5 separate regions of the Homo sapiens genome follow, and all the other regions are linked to region 1. Evidence: chromatin contacts called from ENCODE Hi-C or POLR2A ChIA-PET data. All regions are on one chromosome and are shown on one strand. The core of a region is the stretch at or near the end of the contact, and the rest is flanking DNA. Distances in the headings are between cores, read along the strand shown.

The links. Hi-C counts contacts between places; a loop is a spot of excess contacts on that map. ChIA-PET counts read pairs that join two places held with the same protein, here RNA polymerase II (POLR2A). Pooled maps may share reads with other maps.
Region 2: a map of mammary epithelial cell shows a loop between it and region 1 (5-fold over the local background). The contact joins the enhancer-like site here to the promoter of LINC01569 in region 1. A Hi-C loop is called at or near these places in 2 of 168 maps with a recorded cell type or tissue (chondrocyte and mammary epithelial cell) and 1 of 50 pooled maps.
Region 3: a loop to region 1 is called in a map of naive thymus-derived CD4-positive, alpha-beta T cell, with 2.7 times the contacts of the local background. The contact joins the enhancer-like site here to the promoter of LINC01569 in region 1. A Hi-C loop is called at or near these places in 1 of 168 maps with a recorded cell type or tissue (naive thymus-derived CD4-positive, alpha-beta T cell), 7 of 37 single-sample maps with no recorded cell type and 14 of 50 pooled maps. POLR2A ChIA-PET finds 5 or more read pairs at or near these places in 2 of 52 experiments (A673 and activated CD4-positive, alpha-beta T cell).
Region 4: a loop to region 1 is called in a map of CD8-positive, alpha-beta T cell, with 3 times the contacts of the local background. The contact joins the promoter of UBALD1 here to the promoter of LINC01569 in region 1. A Hi-C loop is called at or near these places in 2 of 168 maps with a recorded cell type or tissue (CD8-positive, alpha-beta T cell and natural killer cell), 7 of 37 single-sample maps with no recorded cell type and 11 of 50 pooled maps. POLR2A ChIA-PET finds 5 or more read pairs at or near these places in 1 of 52 experiments (naive thymus-derived CD4-positive, alpha-beta T cell).
Region 5: a loop to region 1 is called in a map of naive thymus-derived CD4-positive, alpha-beta T cell, with 32 times the contacts of the local background. The contact joins the enhancer-like site here to the promoter of LINC01569 in region 1. A Hi-C loop is called at or near these places in 16 of 168 maps with a recorded cell type or tissue (A673, CD4-positive, alpha-beta T cell, CD4-positive, alpha-beta memory T cell and 10 more), 28 of 37 single-sample maps with no recorded cell type and 28 of 50 pooled maps. POLR2A ChIA-PET finds 5 or more read pairs at or near these places in 10 of 52 experiments (A549, AG04450, BJ and 7 more).

Annotation. Positions count from the first base shown.
Region 1 is chr16:4,252,443-4,255,087 of GRCh38, forward strand. It overlaps LINC01569 (long intergenic non-protein coding RNA 1569), which reads right to left and starts at 1,347. Exons shown (of 3, transcript NR_039999.1): 1 at 1,205-1,347. RefSeq lists enhancers at 229-851, 916-1,125 and a silencer at 1,356-1,615.
Region 2 is chr16:3,766,426-3,769,070 of GRCh38, forward strand. CREBBP (CREB binding lysine acetyltransferase) reads right to left here. Exons shown (of 31, transcript NM_004380.3): 16 at 1,295-1,484. Among named protein-coding and RNA genes, the nearest start is that of TRAP1, 50 kb to the left of the region's middle. Within about 2 kb of position 1,331, at least 2 of the 41 ENCODE cell types and tissues checked have a DNase peak (open chromatin) inside an H3K27ac peak, as active enhancers do.
Region 3 is chr16:3,792,026-3,794,670 of GRCh38, forward strand. CREBBP (CREB binding lysine acetyltransferase) reads right to left here. Exons shown (of 31, transcript NM_004380.3): 4 at 1,361-1,601; 5 at 1-69. Among named protein-coding and RNA genes, the nearest start is that of TRAP1, 76 kb to the left of the region's middle. Within about 2 kb of position 1,251, at least 9 of the 41 ENCODE cell types and tissues checked have a DNase peak (open chromatin) inside an H3K27ac peak, as active enhancers do.
Region 4 is chr16:4,613,552-4,616,196 of GRCh38, forward strand. It overlaps UBALD1 (UBA like domain containing 1), which reads right to left and starts at 1,337. Exons shown (of 3, transcript NM_145253.3): 1 at 1,127-1,337. The coding sequence starts at 1,246. RefSeq lists silencers at 518-687, 768-877, 918-1,017, 1,358-1,597 and enhancers at 1,549-2,121, 2,122-2,645, 2,531-2,645.
Region 5 is chr16:3,937,881-3,940,525 of GRCh38, forward strand. No RefSeq gene overlaps it. Among named protein-coding and RNA genes, the nearest start is that of TRIDDENT, 11 kb to the right of the region's middle. Within about 2 kb of position 1,336, at least 2 of the 41 ENCODE cell types and tissues checked have a DNase peak (open chromatin) inside an H3K27ac peak, as active enhancers do.

The DNA of each region.
Region 1 (2,645 bases), core at 97-2,596:
GTTTAAGACCAGCCTGGCCAACATGGTGAAACCCGTCTCTACTAAAAATACAAAAAAATTAGCTGGGCGTGGTGGCGCACACCTGTAATCCCAAATAACTCGGGAGGCTGAGAAAGAAGAATCACTTGAACCCGGGAGGCGGAGGTCCACTGCGCTCCAGCATGGGTGACAGACCGAGGCTCTGTCTCAAAAACAAATAGAGATGAGGTCTTGCTATGTTGTCCAGGCTAGTCTAGAAATCCAGGGCTAAAGCCATCTTCCCCCTTCAGCCTCTCTAGTAGCTGAGACTACAGGTTAGAACCACCAACCCAGACTTCTCCCTGTACATTTCAATAATTATTTCAAAACTTAAAAATCTGAAAGAAAGCAAACTGCTTGATAGTGGCAGAAAGCAAGCATGAGGGGATTCTGGGGCTTGCTGGGGGTGTTGGCTACCTGGGTGTATGTTCAGTTTGTGAAAATTCACGGAGCGCCTAAGCTATGCACCCTCTTCTGAATGTGTTACCCAGTACTCCAATAAAAGGCTTTTGGCCCTGGAGAGGTGGCTCACGCCTGTAATCCCAGCACTTTGGGAGGCCAAGGCGGGCGGAGCACCTGAGGTCGGGAGTTCGAGACCAGCCTGACCAACATGGAGAAACCCCGTCTCTACTATAAGTACAAAATTAGCCGGGCGTGGTGGCGCATGCCTGCAACCCCAGCTACTCAGGAGGCTGAGGCGGAAAATCGCTTGAACCCGGGAGGCGGGGGTTGCGGTGAGCCCAGATCGCGCCACTGCACTCCAGCCTGGTCAACATGAGCTAAATTACGTCTCAAAAAAAAAATAAATAAATAAAACAGCCGAGCTGGAGGTGTGTGCCTGTAATCCCAGCTACTCAGGAGGCTGAGGCGGGAGGCTCGCTTGAGCCCGGAAGGTGGAGGCTGCAGTGAGCCGAGATCGCGTCACTGCACTCCAGCCTGGGCGACACAGCACGACTCTTTTAAAAACAGGTTTTGTTGAGTGCCGCATTGATCCGGTCCCTCCCACGCCCCCTGTGCTTCACAAAAACGTCAGGTCCGAGCTCCGGCGCGGCGGTCTCCTCCTCCGCGGGTCCGGGCCGGAACTCGGCAGAAGGACGAGCAGCTCCTTGGGGCCGGCAGTCTCCCATCGCACTGAGATTGACACGGCAATGTTTCGGATACTCTGGGTAAAAATTAAATGTCTTACGAAAAGTCCTGTCACCCGTTTCTTGATTACTTTTTACGGCGGCTTCCAGAACCTTTCGTCAGCGCGAGCTCCATGCCCGGAGGCCGCCGTCACCTGCTCTCCGGGAAGGCCCTGGGCAGGCAGGCAGCGCGCTGAAGGAGTCCGGGAGCAGATCGTGCGAGAGAGCGCGCGGGCGCCAGGCGCGGGGGCGGGGCCAGACGTGCGTGCTGGCGGGAGCGCGCGCGCCATGGCCTGAGGCGTCTGGGAACATGCGCGGCGAGGGGACGGGCGGGGCGAGTCCGGGAAGGGGCGGGGCCGCAGCCGCGCCCCTGACTTCCACCGCCTGCGGGTGAGACCGCCTACCATCGCCCGGCGCGCTTGAGCATGCAAGGGGAGGTGGGATTCCCCTGGCCCGCCCCCAAGCCACGCCTCTGGCCTATGAGAACTGAGCTGTCCCGCAGGGACCGAGAGAGGAGCCTCCGCTTTCGCAGGGGCTGGGCGTTCCGGGCGCACTGCGCCCTCTGTTGATCCTCTTAGGAGCTGCGTGGGGACCGTCGGGCCTGCCGTTTCGCACCTGGCCGAAAGGGGTCGCTGTGCCGGGCCAGATCCTATGTAAATTTAGCTGGATAATCTCAGCAAGAGAAAATTGGCTGCAGTGCAAAGAAGCCAGGCTCAAAAGGCAGGGTTATCCCATTTCTATGACATGTCACAGGTAAGACTATGGCAACATAGATCAGTGGCTCCTAGGGGCTGGGTTGACCACCAAGAGGCATGGGGGGCATTGGAAATGAAGGAACTAATTCATATCTTTTTTATTTTGCTTTGGTTTTATTTATTATTTATCTATTTATTTATTTTTGAGACAGTTTCGCTCTTGTTGCCCAGGCTGGAGTGCAATGGCGCGATCTCGGCCCACCGCAACCTCCGCCGCCTGGGTTCAAGCGATTCTCGTGTCTTAGCCTCCCGAGTAGCTGGGATTACAGGCATGCGCCACCACGCCCGGTTAATTTTGTATTTTTAGTAGAGACAAGGTTTCTCCATGTTGGTCAGGCTGCTGTCGAACTCCCGACTTCAGGTGATCCGCCCACCTTGGCCTCCCAAAGTGCTGGAATTACAGGCGTGAGCCACCGTACCCGGCCTGTTTTATTTTTTCTTTAAATCATATCTTGATCATAGTGGTGGGTAGGAAACTATGCATTTGCGTGTAGGAAACACGCAAAACCAAAAATCAGAAAGTGTGACTTCTACTAAATGTAACTACTTTCATTTTTAAAAATTATTTATTTATTTATTTATTTTTTAAGATGGAGTGTCGCCCTGTCACCCAGGCTGGAGTGCAGTGGCACAATCTCAGCTCACTGCAACCTCCACCTCCCCGGTGCAAGTGATTCTCCTGCCTCAGCCTCACCAGTAGCTGGGACCACAGTTACTGGCATTCGCCACCATGCCAGGCTAATTTTTG
Region 2 (2,645 bases), core at 81-2,580, 490 kb before region 1:
CTTACTTATTTTTGTTTTGGAAAAATTGTTTTTCATATAAATGTTTTCTATGGGTGCCATGTAACAGACTATTTTAAATGAACTAAATATTTAAAAATTTTTCTCTTTTTTTTTTTCAGACAACAATCTCACTTTTGTCTCCCAGGCTAGAGTGCAGTGATGTGATCTGGGCTCACTGCAGCCTCAAACTCCTAGGCTCAGGCAATCCTGCCGCTTCCGCTTCTCGAGCAGCTAGAATTATAGGCGTGCACCACCACACTTAGCTAGTTTTATTTTAGTTTTGTAGAGATGGAGCCTTGCTATGTTGCTCAGGCTGGTTTTGAACTCCCAGCATCAAGCAAGCCTCCCATCTCAGCCTCCCAAAGTGCTGGGATTACAGGTGTAAGCCACTGTACTCAAATTTCTCAACTTTAGTTTCCAGTAGAGTAAGCAATGATAGATAATCCACACAACAACTCTCTGGGGCCCTCAATTTCTAAGAGTATAAAGAGCCCTGAGATTCACTGTACTCCACACTCTCCAGGGTCCCTTCCAGCTGCAGAGTAACATGGTCTCAGTCTCTAACATTTCTCTGCAATCTTTCCCAAAAGTGTCATCTGCAGCCTTGGACTTTCTGAGTCCTGTCTCCCATTTCTAAGGTTCACTTGACAATTTTCTGATACCCTGTTATCTCTTTACTGTGGATACATCTCAAATGGATTCCATCCAACTTCCACTGTGAGGCGGGCTTACCTCACACATCTCAGACCCCAAAGATGCCTAACCTACCCCTCCCCCATGTCTCACTACACAGGGTCCCTAGGCGCCACCCTGCCCCTCACTCTGCATGCTCAGCTTCCTCACTGCACCTGCAGAAACCTTCTGCCTCCAAGTCACCCTGTGCTGTCATAATGACCATCTTCCTTAAATTATGGCTTTTTTGGTTATTCTCCTACTCACATACATCACTGGTTCTTTATACTTTTATGAGTAAAGCCAAGCTCCTTAACCTGCTCAAGGACCCAGACACATTTCAACTCGGCCCCTGCCAGCACCATCAGAAGACAGCTCTGCAGCCTGGGTGCCCTCGGAGCAGCAGCTCATCTCTCACTCCTGCCATGAGCCCCACAGGCACAGGGCAGGGGTCCTGCTCAGCCTGAGTGTTTCTGCAGGGGAAAGTCTGGGGAATGGCAGGCAAGAAAGGTAAAAGGGCAGATAGAATTATGTTTCTACTTTAGCTTTTAATCCTCCACATGGAATCCTAACACCGTGGAAAAGCAGCATGCTTTAATAAGGTAATGAATAAATGGCCTACTTTTTTTGCGCGGCTGCGAAGGAGATGTTGACTGAGAGGCTGTGCCGTTACTGCTACTCTCTTCTTCCTCTTTAACTTCTACTTTCACTTCAGGTTTCTTTTCATCCACTTCCATTGGTTCTGATTTCTGCTCTGCTATGTCTGTTTCTTCTTTAACTTGGGAAGCTCCTTGCAAATCCTCCTCCATCATCTTGAGAAAAACATTACAGATAACATATGAATATCAAACACCTTTATGTTACCGCAACCTCACGGGAAGACTCTTACAAGCCTAAAACAGGTTTGTTAAAACCTTCCTCTAGTCAGAGTTGCATTTATGATTCCTCTTCTCTTCCGGAAGAAGAAATAAAGTACTTGGTGTTCATTAAGTCGCTTCAGCACAGAGTCAGTGCAATTATGGTCCTAAATTTAAAAGTGTTTTTTTTTTTTTTTTTTTTTTTTTTTTTTTTTGAGACAGAGTCTAACACCCAGGCTGGAGTGCAATGGCAAGATCTTGGCTCACTGCAACCTCCCCCTCCTGGGTTCTAGCAATTCTCCTGCCTCAGCCTCCCGAGTAGCTGGGATTACACGTGTGTGCCACCACACTCGGCTAATTTTTTATATTCTTGGTAGATATGGGGTTTCATCATGTTGGCGAGGCTGGTCTCGAACTCCTGACCTCAAGTGATCCACCTGCCTCGGCCTCCCAAAGTGCTGGGATTACAGGTGTGAGCCACAGCTCCCAGCCTAATTTAAAAGTTTTTAAATGTAAAACTGCTTTAAAAATTGCACATACTCAGATTTTTCACTACAGATATTTCTAATTTGGAATAAAAATCTCCTTGAAAGTTGGGGCAGGGACCAAAAGTCCTTCTCAGAGGCAGGTGTGGTATGAGACAGGAAGGAGCAGTGGGGACTGTGGCTAATTGGAGAGCCCACTACAGTTGGTGCTCACAACCAGACTGCTGTCACACAGGGATGCAGGCACAATGCTGAAAGCATCTCATTTTTCAAGAAAAGCCAGAAATCTAGAGTTTTATTTGCAATTTCCTGATTTTTAAGGTATTGTGTGGGCCAAACACATTTAGAGGCTGGATCCAGCCCACGGTCTGCCAGCTTTCAGCTTCTGCCATAGGTTAATTAGTAAATGAATCCACCACCCCTTCTGTAGTCTACCTCTGCAGAACTAGAAATGAATGGAGAACATAAAATAAAAGGCTGTTGGATGATTCAAGTATTTCAAATATAAGCCAGTATTCTTCATTTCGGGCAAAATAAACCCACCCCTCATATTTAAAAATGAAAAACCAAGCTGTTTTCAATCAATTTCCTATACACCAAACCCCGAACCCACATTCAAACAGAATATTTT
Region 3 (2,645 bases), core at 1-2,500, 460 kb before region 1:
CAGGACAGTCATGTCGTGTGCAGTTCTTCCAATGAGAGATGATTTGTCGTGAAGATGCACAATGGGCAACTATGACCAGAAAAACAACGAGATGTTATTTTTCTATCCAAATCGTCACACTTTCAATTATACCTAAATTATAATGCCAGATTCCATAAGAAAATGGTAACAAGTGTAACCATAACACAGTATAGGCAGTCCTCAACTTACAAACAGGCTGTTTTCCAAAAAGTTTGTAAGTTGACTGTTGAGAAATCCAAACAAAACTTCCCCTAGAAGCAATGTTATGAAGGATGGGTGATAAAGGGCAGCCCACAAAACAAAACAAAAACTATTCAACCTGGAATAGCGAACAACTGCAATGAAAGGTAGAACAAATAATAGTTCTGTGATGTCACTATTTAAAATAAAAATGTTCAATTATGTTTCAAGATGAAACCACCTAAATACTACAGTGAAGAAATACAGATAGAGAAGCAAATGAGAAGTCTGTAGAGATTCTGAAAGGGACTCTGGGCACTTGGTGAAGAAGTACTCGAGAGGCTAACTGACCCTGGTTATTCCGTCTTCATCTTCTAAAGGTCTAACCTTACCCTTCTCTGCTTCTCTGTTACAACAGGGTTACTCTGGGGACTCACAAATGTCACAACGGGAGACGGGGAGACCAGGGGGAGATTCCCCTAAGTTTATGAGCATAAGCAGAGAAGGAAAGAGAATAAAGATTAAAGGAAAGTACAGCTGTTAATAAGAAACACTTCCTTCGGTAGAAATGAGGTGTCTGCGGTAAAAGGGGAGACAGAGGGCACGTGAAGTGCCTAGTTCACCACCCCCCCTGGGATGATACAGTGCATAGTTCCCCATGTCACTGCCAGTCACCCAGGACAACTTCGCTGTCATCCGCACTTGCCTCAAGACACAGGACAGAGGAGCAAGGCCGCAGGCCACCAAGACAGATGTTGGGATGCAGGAAGGGCGTGTGCCTGCACGTGCCTGTGCTATGTTCATTGCCCCAAAAGAAAACCACAATCTAGACATTCACAACAAAGACAGTGCTCAAGAAGTGACCAATGTCTTCCGTGACAGAGGAAGGAGGAAAAGAACAAATACGGGGCACAGCTTCAAGCAGCAGAAGTTCACAGAGTATCAGAAAACCAAATCGCCTTTCTCTTCAGCAGATAAGACTTCCTGGAGCACCTGACTGTCGTCGCGTGGGGAACGTGAGCGCAACATGTCTTGCCACACCCAATGGAAGGCAGCACTCAGGCTGCCGGAGCCTTATGAACCAGAGAGCTGCTGTAAGAACAATAAAGGCAAATTCTTCCTGACCTCTACCACTAGGAGTTCCAAAAACAGCACTTACCTTGGCAGGCTTTCCCAGCCTGACAATGCGTCATGTGATTCAAAACGTTTTTCATGGTTCGACAATGCGGGAGCGAGCAGGCCCGAACCTCTCCGTTTGCTTGCTCTCGTCTCTGACACTTATGAGCATGAAGCAGTAGAACCAGCTGCTGCTGTATCAGTTTGCGTTTTTCAGGATCTGCAGTGGGGCCTGTTGCAATTGCTTGTGTGGGTACAATTCCCACTGATGTTTGCATCTGAGACTAAAATAAAGCAAAATAATAAAAATACTTTAACCTCTCAGAGTTCCAAGTCATATTCATTAATTATTTCTCAAACAAAAGCAAAAGCTGATGGATAATACCGACCACAGAGAGAAGGCTGGTGTAGTTCTCTAACCCACTGATGACTTTAAGAAGATCCAGCAGCACAGAAATCAACCCAACTCAGCAGCAAGGCTGATTCAAGTTCACTTGTATACAATTATCATCCAAGCAAGACAATGGCTGGCTCTTCACTGTAGCAACCAAAATCCAACTCACTCTACAATATACACAACTACAGGAAAAGCTGTGTACTATACCAGCTGGACCATATGAAACTGCTGTTTCTGTAGGTCCCAAATGGCCAAACACTGGCAATTTCATAGGGTACAACCTAATTAAAAAGATTGCCAAGGCCTGGCCGAGCGCGTTGGCTCACGCCTGTAATCTCAGCACTCTGGGAGGCCGAGGCAGGCGGATCACGAGGTCAGGAGATCGGGACCACCCTGGCTAACACGATGAGACCTCATCTCTACTAAAAAACAGAAAAAATTAGGACTATAGGCGTGGTGGCGGGTGCCTGTAGTCCCACCTACTCGGGAGGCTGAGGCAGGAGAATGGTGTGAACCCGGGAGGCGGAGCTTGCAGTGAGCTGAGATGGCGCCACCGCACTCCAGCCTGGGCGACAGATCGAGACTCCGTCTCAAAAAAAAAAAAAAAAAAAAAAAAAAAAAAAAAAGATTTGCCAAGGCCTGACCAATTGCAATGTACTACAAACATTTGATGTAGCAAAAAGAATCAGAGCCACCTTTTGGATTTCATTATCACATGACTAGAAGGACAATGCGTGCAGCTTGATTTCACAGCAACCATTACCTCTCCTAAAAGAATAATGACAGTTAGCCTTAATACAACCACCCAGTGCAATGGGAAATGCATTCTTGTCCTATGCTTTGTTTTTCATTACAATTTCCACTCAGACAGCTGACAATTTTTAAAGATTTGGTGATCTGCTAAAAATACAGAAAGGGTTTGCTTTCAGTT
Region 4 (2,645 bases), core at 87-2,586, 360 kb after region 1:
TGCAGGCCCTGGGATGGCTCCTCATGGAGAAACCAGGTTCCCAGTCCCCGGCTGGGCACAGATGGTACCGGGATGGCTGAGGCCATGACCCTACCCCTGTGAGGGGCACAGCTCAAAGGGCTCTGGCCTCATCCCCTGATACCAACCACCATGGGGTTAATCCTGGGGTCGGTGAATTAGGGAAAGCCAGGTAGCCTCTGGGCAGCACAAGCCAGGAGCACTACTGTCCTATGGGTTAGGAGAGGCCCGGGGGAGTGGGTGCCAGACCGGGGCAGCATCACCTCCTACCCAGCTAGCCCGAAAGCTGGTGAACCGTGTGCACCCTCCCCATTGCACCGGTAAAGGGACAGATGCCCCTGCCAGCCCCAGGAGAGCACCTAGTCGCGCACACGGAGTCCCCAGGCACACCTCTGAAGGGGATACACGCTCATCCCTGTGGTGTAGTGTGGGGCTCCGACACGCCACCCCTACACTCCAGGCCGTGTACACACATCACACCGTGCCGGGCACGGGCGGCATCTGCACACCCGCCACATGTGTACGCGTTGATCACACACCAAACGCACCAGGGGGCTGCGCGTTCACACGCGCGCCAACGTGCCCGCAGGTCCGCCACCTCCCCGGTGCCCGGCCGACGCCGTGGCGCGGTGCGTGCGTAAACACAAATGCACATGGACGTGTGCGCACGCCGCCGACCGCCCACCAGGCACGCGGACCCTCGGACCACTCGCCCGGAGCGGCTCCGCCCTCCGGCCCAGCTCTGCCGAGGCCTGGGGCGTCCTCCTTCCGGCCGCCCGCCCGACTGTCCGTCTGCACCGCGGGGCCGCCCGGCCCTCGGCCGTTACCCGGACAAAAGGGGTGGGGGGGGTCCCCGTCTCGATCCCGGGGGACTCGCGGCCCCGCGGGGGCGGCGTATCCCCGACCGGTGGCCCGGTTCCCACCTCCGCCCGCCGCGAGCCCTTGGGATCCGGACGCCGGGCACCGCCGTCGGGAAAGCGGGTCGGGTCTGCGGCCCGGAGGGGGCGCACAGCCGGCACGCGTCCACGCCGTCCGCCCCCGCCCGGCGGCCACGCGGGACACACTCCGCCCGTGGCCCCGGCCCTCGCCCGGCTCCGGCGCCGCGCACCTCGAACTGCCAGTGGGCCGCCTGCAGCAGTTGCTTCGCCTGGTCGGCCGCGCAGCCCGCCGTCAGCACGAACTGGTTGATCATGACCTGGTGCTTGAGCTCGTCCATGTTCACGGACATGGCGCCGCCGCGCTGCCCGCTCCGGCCTCCCTCCTCCGCCCGCGCCTCCGCCTCACGCGTCCACCATTAGCGAGCCGGCTCCGGCTAATACAAATATTTACTGTGCGGCTCTGACTCACCGCGCCTCGCCTCGCTCCGCCGGCGCCGCGGCATGCTGGGATATGTAGTCCCCACGGTGCGCCGGGCGCCCCGGGGGAGCGGGGCCGGCACCCTAGGGGACGCGAAGCCCGGGAAGGGGCGTGTCTGAGCACCGAGCGCCCGCTGTGCGGATGTCCGGGCCGTAACCCGAGCCGGGCGCGTCCACGTCGTCCTCGTTGCTCTCGGTGGCACCCGTGCCCCTGCTCTGGCACGGATGGGGGTCCGCTGGCGGGGGCCACGTCTGTGCATGGGCGCAAATGCCTGACCACAGGATCTTGGCCAAGGCCTGGGGACCGTGTCTGAACTGTGAGCGCCTACTGTGTGTGGATGCCCGGGCCGTGACCAGGGTTGGGGGAGTCCACGTCGCCCTCGTTGCTCTGGGTGGCACCCGGCCCCTGCTCTGGCACGGATGGAGGTCCGCAGGCGGGGGCCTCAGGTTCGTGCATAGGCGTTTTTGCCAAGGCCCAGGAACGGTGTCTGAAAACTGAGTGCCTAATGTGTGCAGGCGCCTGAGCTGGGACCAGAGCCAGTCACGTCCACGTCGCCCTCGTTGCTCTCGGTGGCACCCACGCCCCTGCTCTGGCGGGAATTAGGAGCCCAGAGGCCGGGGCCACAGATCTGTGCATGGGCGCAAACGCCAGGCCACAGACGTCTTTGCCATGCCCCGGGGACTGTGACTGAACGCTAAGTGCCTACTGTGCGCAGCTGTCCAGACCGTGACCAGAGCCAGGCACGTCCATGTCGCCCTCATTGCTCTCGGTGGCACCCGTGCCCCTGCTCTGGCACGAATTGGGGTCCCAAGGTGGGGCATACAGATCTGTGCATGGGCGCAAACGCCGGGCCACAGGCGTCTTTGCTAAGACCTAGGGACCCTGAACCCCTCTGTGATTGGCATCGCTCTGTGTTAAATAGTAGGCACGCCCTTAAGAGAGGGGTCTCTAGGAATTTTGGCCCAAATCGGCTGGTCTAGGCTGAAAGGCCCGGCACACTGTAGGCGCCGACAAATACTCGTTCAGTGAATGAATGAATGAGCCACTTAAAAGCTCCGCCGCACGTCACCGCCTATAGCTAGCCTCCTAGCTCTCCTCACTCAATCTCTCATCGCCCACTCGTGGCATGGGTCCTTCCTAGCCTGGCTCTGGGCCTGCCCCACTGTAGCCCCATGACCCTCTGGACGGCGCCTGGGACAGGCTGGCGGGGCCAGCAGCCTCTGGTGCTTCGGGGTCCCCCTCCCAGCAGTTCTCCCGCTTTCCCACGCAAA
Region 5 (2,645 bases), core at 86-2,585, 310 kb before region 1:
AATTTTGCCTGAAAAAATACAGTGTACCCTATTTAATTAATTAATTAATTTTTTTTTGAGGTGGACTATCATTCTGTCATCCAGGCTGGAGTGCAGTGGTACGATCTTGGCTCACAGCAACCTCTACCTCCCAGGTTCAAGCGATTCTCCTGCCTCAGCCTCCCAAGTAGCTGGGATCACAAGCACATGCCACCATGACCGGTTAATTTTTGTATTTTTAGTAGAGATGGGGGTTTCACCATGTTGGCCAGGCTGGTCTCGAACTCCTGACCTCAGGTGATCCTCCCGCCTCGGCCTCCCAAAGTGCTGGGATTACAGGCGTGGGCCACTGCACCCGGCCTAAATTTGAATTTCAAATGTCAAATTTTTTTTTTTTAGTGTAAGTATATCCCAACTCATGCACTATTTGGGATATACTTATACTACAAAAATTATTCATTGTTGATCTCACCCTCATAGTTACATATACACCCTGTATTTTTATTTGCTAAATCTGGCAACATCCACTGGACAGGAAATTCAAAGATCCAGATTCTAGTCCTGGCTTTGCGCTAACGAGGAGTTGGAGCAAAGAGGGTACTGCTTCTCAGGCCTCTGGTTAAAAGAAGCCCCTCTCCACCTCCCTCACTGCCTCCACCATCCAGGGTGAGAGAGGTACCGTCAGACACGCCAGAGCTAGACCCCAAGCGGATGCTTTCTAGGGCAAGGTGAGATTTTGCAGGAAAGGAGTGCATAGGCGTGCACAGGGGACGCGCGCTAAGCGTAAGGCGGCGTTCTCAATGCTTAGCAGTGCATTGGGATCGCCTGGTGAACGGGAACGATACTGACGGCCAGCGCCCCCACTCCCAATTCGACTGGTCTAAAGTGGGGCCCAGATACTTGTCTTTTTTTTTTTTTTAAAGTTCCACAGTGACTCCGCTGTGACCTGCACAGTTAAGAAACTGCAGGAGTCCGGGCGGTTTCCAAGGATGGGTCAGGGGCTGAAGGCGGTCTGTGCAATTGGCCCCGGGCTTGCCGAGCTGGAAGAGCCCCTGAGTGGCACTGGAGCCACTTCCGCCTGCATGAAGAAAGGGGTGCCGGGAGGACTGAGGAGGGACTAGGACCCCATCCCTGTTCCTGAGCCAGCGCCCGTCCCACCTCTGGCACGGTGCCTCCAGAAACCCAACAGGGGGAGCGCCTGGACCCCAGGCAGGACGCCGCGTGGGGGACGCTGGCTGTGGACCCCTGTCCCGAGGGCGGCCAGAGGCTGGCTCTGAATCCCAGGATGCCCAGGCCACGCTCGCTCAGTCCCGGAGCTTGGGACTTCTGAAGACGCGGGGCCTCGTTTGGGGTCGCAAGTCTGAGCGCTCCGGCTCTGGTTGGCGCTAGGTGGCGCCCGAGAGCGCGCCAGGCTCACCCTGGGGAGACCTGGGGCCAGCCGGGGTCTCCCTGCTCTGGCGCAGGCAGATCATCGACCCCTGCGTGGCGCAGTTACAGGATCCTTGGGCGGTGCCATGCAATGCCTTCTCAAGGCCCAGCACTTCGCCCGATCCCTGGGAGGGATGGACAGTCGTGCGCCCCATAGAGGTTTGGGTCAACAGCCTGCATATAGGACCGTGGTCCCATAAGATTTTCACGGAGCTGAAAAATTCTTAACATTCTTATGGCCTAGAGACTTCATAGGGGAACGCATTCCTCACGAGTTTGTGGTGATGCTGGTGTAAACCAACCTACAGTGCTGTCAGTCATATAAAAGTCTAGCACATGTAATTATGCACCGTACATAATACTCGGTAATGATAATAAACAACTGTGTTACTGGCTTAGGTATTTACTACACTATACTTTTTTCATTTCATTTTGTTTTGTTTTTATAGAGACAGGGTCTCACTCTGTTGCCTAGGCTGGAGTACAGTGGTGTGACCATAGCTCGCTGCAGGCTTGGCCTCCGGAGCTCAAACAATCCTTCTGCCTCAGCCTCCTGAGTAGCTGAGACTACAGGTGTGCGCCAGCACTCCTGGCTATTTTTTAAAAATTTTTAGTAGAGACAAGGTTTGACGAAGTTGCCCAGGCTGGCCTTGAACTCTTGAGCTCAAGCGATCCTCTGACCTTGGCCTCCCAGAGTGCTGGGATTACAGGCCTGAGCCATGGTGCCTGGTCCTTATTGTTCCTTAGAGTGCACTCATATTTTTTTACAGTTACCCGTAAAACAGCCTCGGGCAGGCCTTTCAGGAGGTATTCTAGAAGAAAGCATTATTATCACAGGAGATGACAGTCTGCATACACATTGCCTCTGAAGACCTTCCAGTGGGACGAGATGTGGAGGTGGAAGACAGTGACATTCATGATCGTGACCCTGGGTAGGCCTAGGCTAATGTGTATGTGTGTCTTAGTTTTTAATAAAAAAGTTTAAAAAGTTTAAAAAAAATTAATAGAAAAGGCTGTCCAGGCACAGTGGCTCCTGCCTGTAATCCCAGCACTTTGGGAGGCCAAGGCGGGCAGATCACCTGAGGTCAGGAGTTTGAGACCAGCCTGGCCAACATGGTGAAACCCCATCTCCACTAAAAAATACAAAAATTAGCCGGGCATCGTGGTGGGCGCCTGTAATCCCAGCTACTTGGGAGGCTGAGGCAGGGAGAATTAATTGCTTGAACTCAGGAGACGGA